2 separate regions of the Mus musculus genome follow, and region 2 is linked to region 1. A link is a contact called in ENCODE Hi-C or POLR2A ChIA-PET data. All regions are on one chromosome and are shown on one strand. The core of a region is the stretch at or near the end of the contact, and the rest is flanking DNA. Distances in the headings are between cores, read along the strand shown. Region 1 holds the start of Prkcsh (protein kinase C substrate 80K-H). Region 2 holds the start of Elavl3 (ELAV like RNA binding protein 3).

The links. A loop is a pair of places that touch in the nucleus more often than their neighbours do. ChIA-PET counts read pairs that join two places held with the same protein, here RNA polymerase II (POLR2A).
Region 2: a map of left cerebral cortex shows a loop between it and region 1 (3-fold over the local background). The contact joins the promoter of Elavl3 here to the promoter of Prkcsh in region 1. A Hi-C loop is called at or near these places in 6 of 37 maps with a recorded cell type or tissue (adrenal gland, gastrocnemius, left cerebral cortex and 1 more). POLR2A ChIA-PET finds 5 or more read pairs at or near these places in 2 of 5 experiments (both embryonic stem cell).

What each region holds. Positions count from the first base shown.
Region 1 is chr9:22,001,611-22,004,310 of GRCm38, reverse strand. It overlaps Prkcsh (protein kinase C substrate 80K-H), which reads right to left and starts at 1,323. Exons shown (of 18, transcript NM_008925.2): 1 at 1,223-1,323; 2 at 774-912; 3 at 518-634. The coding sequence starts at 852. It overlaps Ccdc151 (coiled-coil domain containing 151), which reads left to right and starts at 1,677. Exons shown (of 13, transcript NM_029939.3): 1 at 1,677-2,065. The coding sequence starts at 1,837.
Region 2 is chr9:22,050,757-22,053,481 of GRCm38, reverse strand. It overlaps Elavl3 (ELAV like RNA binding protein 3), which reads left to right and starts at 1,459. Exons shown (of 7, transcript NM_010487.2): 1 at 1,459-1,892. The coding sequence starts at 1,884.

The DNA of each region.
Region 1 (2,700 bases), core at 74-2,573:
GGCCACCAGAGACTGTGTCTCCAGAACAAAAATAAACTAAAGCACAACCAAGAAGAAACTGTATCTTCAGGGGCCAGCAACACAATCCTCCAGTATTCCCCAGCTTCTCCGGAGGCCCTTCAAAAAGGCCAGGCAACTCCCCTCCACTCCTCTTTGCCTTCATCAATCCCTAGAAGGCCATTCAGTTTCCCTCCTCCTCCCACTTCTGAGAGGGTCTTCTGTTGGCTCTTCCTGACTCGAAACCTCACCTCCTCCTGAATGCCATTCATGGTTCCTGCAATGACATTTGCTGACTTGGTCATACACCTGGACATTTGTTCCTTTGATAGGGAATGGAAACCAGGACTGGCACCTACAAACACTGCCCCTCAGCTAATCCAAGCCAACAGGGATCTTGTTTCTGTGCCTGCTTCTGCTCACTGAGCAGGAAGCAACAGGAGAGTGAGATCCAAGTTCTTTGGGGCATCTGCGCTTAGCAGGCTCATTTAATGGGCGATGGGCAAATGCAAACGCTCACCAGGCTCATCTGAACCGTCCTTACAGTCGCAGTAGTCGTCGTTCACCTGATCGAATGGGATGGTGGCTGTGCCGTCCAAACAGGTGAAAGGTTTAGATTCTTCATAGAAGTGATGGTCTGGTGAGGGAAACAAGAAGCTCTGCTCAGATCTTAAATAAATATTACCTCTGTCCCACTCACTCACCAGCTGAAATGCTACGGGAAACGGAGGAAAAAGGCTGAAACGCCCCTCCCGATGCACAAAGAAGAGACTCACTGCTGAGGGAAACGCCCCGGGGTCTCTTAACTTCTACAGCCCAACAGAGGGGTAGTAGTAGTAGCAGCAGCAGCAGCATCCCGTCCGGGCCGAGACCGGAAGTGTGTTATGCGGCAGGAAGATACGCGATGGCCTCTCACTGTAGGAAAGAATGAAGAAGCATCTAATCATTGGGAGAAGGCAGCTTACCCAAGACCGGCCTCACCACTGCTTCCGGAAAAGGAGGGCACAATCGGAGTTGGAAGTGCAAGGGCAAGGGGCGTCTCTCCGCCCCGAGCCAGTGGAAGAGTCTCAAAGTGAACTCAAAACCATAGGTCTCTCGGTAAAGAGGTGAAATGGGCAACTCCCGCCAAAGGTTCAAAGGATTTACGATCCCTCCACACCACCCACCCTGCTGCAACCTATAAGAAACTAGGGTGCCTTCCTCCCATCGCTACTTCATCACCTACGCGAGGTAGAGGCAAAGGTCAATAGCCACCACACCAGGTTAGCTCAGCAGCCACGGTTCCTGCAGTAGAATAAGAGAACGGAACGCTCCGGATACGTCACTTCCGTTTTGCTCATCCCTCTTGGCGAACGGCAACTCCGGGACGCCATGTTAGGAGTGGCAAGAGTGCGTGTGCGGGCGCTGAGGCGGCCATCTTGAGTAGGAACATGAAGACCTAACCTTAGAACAGATCGGAAGTGTAGCGCTTAATGGCGGCGTAACGTGCCTCCATCTTGGGAGTGGCGGGTTACTGGCCACTGCCAGCGAACACGCAGGCGTCACGTGACCGCTACGCTCGCGCCTCTCTTTCGCTGGGCCTCTTTGTGGGACCGCCCCTCCGAACCGAGTCAGCCAATAAGAGCAGTGGAGTGTAACGCGGGCGGTTTCCTTGGGAACGTGGGCGGGGGGAGGAAGTTACTTAGCAACCGGGAGATGCTAAGAGGCCCGCAGCCAGGCAGTTAGCAGAAGTGCATTCCCAGAGCCTAGGGAACCAGCGTTTAGGATCCTGGATTATAGAGGCCAACTTGTAGTTATTCTCCTACCCCTTAGAGGCTTCCCGACCTTAACCCGATCACCATGACGTCCCCCCTGTGCTGGGCAGCCGCGACCACCACGGTGACTAGCCCGGAGCAAGCTCCAGCGCCCTCTTCCAAAGCCAAAGGCAGTAAGGTTCACCGAAGCAAGTCTATGGGCCGGGCACAGGCCTGGCCTGCACATCATCCCAAGTCAGCAACCTCCTTCCATGCAATGAAGTCTTCTGTGCACGCACAGGTGCTTGAGTTACAAAGAAAAATCCAACTGTTAGGTAAGTATGGCTGCAGACTGCACCGAAGGATCCGGGATCAACCGTGCCCACCAGGTCTTCTGAGTAGGCGCTATGTGTTTCTCCAGCACGAGTCTATGTGACCAACTTGAAACAAACACTCAAATCTTATCTTTCTTTCCCATTTCTTTGTACTATTACCTCTTCTAATGTGCATATGGGTGAGTGAAAAGCACAGATTCTAGAGTTTGTTTTTCTTTATTTATTGTTCTGTTTTGCGTTTCTGTGGGCAGAGTGCAGTACTCTCAGATGCCAGGAGAAGGCATTGGATCCCTTGGAGCTAGAGTTACAGGTGTTTATGAGCTGACCAATGTGGGTGCTTGAGACTAACAACCTTCCTCGCTCTGCAGGAGCAGCAAATGTCCTTAACCACTGAGCCATTATCCCTCCCACCCAAATTTTATTTATTTATTAAATTATTTTTGAGAGTTAGCCTCATGTGGCCCAGGCTAGCTTGAACTCAAAGGAGACCTAGCTCCACCTTTTTGGGTGATTGGCATGTGCCACCATGCGGGCATCATGCGGTGCTGAGGCTGGAACCCAGGGCTCTATTCATGCTACTCAAGCACTTTGCTGAGTTATATCTTCAGCCCAAAGAGAGTTTGTTTCTCTGGGGT
Region 2 (2,725 bases), core at 210-2,709, 49 kb before region 1:
CTTCCAAGGATGATAAAGACCACCCTAAACGCTCAATCATTTCCCTCGCCACCACTTTTCCTTTCTTTCTTTTTTCTGTTGCTGTTCTTCTTTGTTTTTTGTTCATTTTGCTACAAGGTCTATGTAGCCTAGGCTGGCCTGGAATTCACTACATAACTGACCCTGACTTTAAGATTCTGACCCTTTTGCCTCAGCACCCCCAGTGTTGTGATTCCAGGCTTGTTTATGTGGTGCTAGGGATCGGATCTGGGGTTTCATGGGCTAGTAACTGAACCAATCCTCAACCCATTTTTTTTTAATTTATTACTATTAGTGTGTGTGCATGTGCGTGTGTGTGTGTGTGTGTGTGTGTGTGTGTGTGTGTGTGTGTGTACCATGTAGAGTTGATTCTCTCTTTCTTTCTTTACATGGGTTCAGGGGATCACACTTCAGGTCGCTACCTAGCATGGTGGCAAATATCTTTCATTCCAACACCTGGGAGAGGCAGATGGATACCTGAGCTGGAGGCCACTCTGACCTATCAAGGACGTTCCAGGACAGTCAGTGCTACACCGAGGAACCCTGTCTCAAAAAACAAACAAACAAACATCAGATTTCCAGGCCTGTATGGCAAGAACCTTTTCTTGCTGAGCTATCTTTCCAGCTTCCTGCAGCCTTCTGTTTTGTTTTATTTTATTTTATTTATTTTTGAGAACCGGTCTTATGTAACCCAGGCTGGCTTTGAACTCTTGATCACTCTGACTATCTTCTAAAGTTAGCCTTACATCGTGCTCACCTTACTTTTGTTTTATGTTTGGTTGGTTGGTTGGTTTGGTTTGGGTTTTTTTGTTGTTGTTGTTGTTTGTTTGTTTAGATTTTCTTTTCTTTGTTCTTTAATTAAAAAAAAAAAAACCCAGGGTCTCCTAAGCAGCACGCAACAGCCTGAAGTTTGCTATGTAGCCCAGATCAGCATAAAGTGCTGTGTAGCCCATGCTAGACTCAAACTACCTTCCTGGCTCACCACACCTAGTATTCTAATATCACCAGAGGCCATGTGGAAACAAAAACTGTTCACTTCGGATCTAGCAGAACGGGTCTGGGTCTGAGTGTTTGCCCTTTCCCAGCCCTCCCAGACATCACCCATGCACCCCTGGTTGTGTTTGGGTCACCAAAGGCTGTTTTTTACCCCTTCAGAGTTAGATGCTGGACTGAAGAGGGGAACCCAATTTGTCGGCAAAGCTAAAGTAATACTCGAGAGTGGTGTCAAGACTAGAGTCAGAGTCCGCAGGCAAGAAAGAGCCAAGATCTGATGCCTCATCCTATTCTCTTTTGGCACGCAGAGTCTAGGCCCGCACTCGCTTCCACCTGCCGCGCCGTCGGGAGCCGGGAGGAGGCGGAGACCCACCGTCTCAGCCAATGAGCGACGCCGGCGCTGGCAGCTGCCTCTATAAAGGGCTGGGGGCGGCGGCAGTGCGACCCAGAGCGCGGAGCGCGCAGCGCGGGCCGGTGGGAGGGAGGGAGGGCGGGCGAGAGGAGAGGACCCATCACCCGGCACGGGACAGGCCGAACTGAGGGCCCGCCGCAGAAGGCAGAGCTGCCGAGATCTCAGTCACAGAAAGAGCGACTTCTTCAGGCCCGGCGGGGCCGCGCTCCGGGCACCCTCCACTGCGTGCCCGCTCCCTCCATCCACCTGCCGCTGGGGGTCTGGCCGTCGAAGCGCGCATCCCCAGGCTCGGGTCAGTTCCCGGCCTTCGAAGGCGCCGCCGCCTCCATCTCCTCCTCTGCAGCGGCCGCAGACGCAGACGCCCGGGCGGGACCCCGGCGTGAGCACCAGGCGCCCCCCTAGGAGTGCACGACCCCCGGAGCCGCCCTCGATACGGACCGCGCCCGCCGGGCACACAAGAATGGTCACTGTAGGTACTCCCTTGTCGCCGCGAGACGAACACGGGAGGGAGGGGCGGAGGCTGGCTCCACGGAAACGCGGGGAGTGGGGGGGTAGGACCAGGCCTAGCTAGGCCTAGGGGAGGGGGGGGGGTAGTACCGCGCCTCGGGCCTGAGAGTGGCCAGAGCTGCATCCGGAGTTTTGGGGAGTGGAGCCTGGTTCGAGAGGCTTTGGAAAGCCAGGCTGTGTACAGGGTGCCCTCAGCCACCCGGTGGTCCTTGTGGCTCCTCACTGGAAGGCTGTGGGGGAGGGGCCGCGGCGGCGGAGGATGCTTCCAGCATCCCAGGCCCAGACCCGCAGGCCGCCCAGGAGGACAAGGGCCACGATCTCCCACTGTTGGTCCGGGTAATGCCACTCGGCCTTCTCTGAGAGCTTTTTGGGGGGGAGGGGAGATGGAGAGGCGGGTGGCGTCGGATCGCGCTGCTCTAAGCCCGAGCCGCACCCGAAAGGCGGGCATCTTCGTCCTCGAACCCCGTCGACCTTGCGGCAAGCGGGGAGGGGAAGAGGAGGGGGCGCCCTGAGGCCTCGCGGCGGCCGCCGTGATCCCTTTGTTTCTCCGCCGGGCCGTAGCCTCGCGCGGGGCCTTGGGGCTGCGGGGGGGGGGGTAGTGCGGGAGGGGGGCTCCCCGTTCCCCGGCCGCTGCCTCCGGGTGAGGGCGTCCGGGGCTGCAGCAGTACTCCATAGGGCCTGCTGCACGCGCCCTCCCCGGTCAGGGCTCCGGGCCGCAGGGTGACCTTGAACGCGCCCGCAAATCGGGCCGCCTGGCCGGCGCACGGTTGCTTTCAGCAGCCTCGGAGCTGGTCA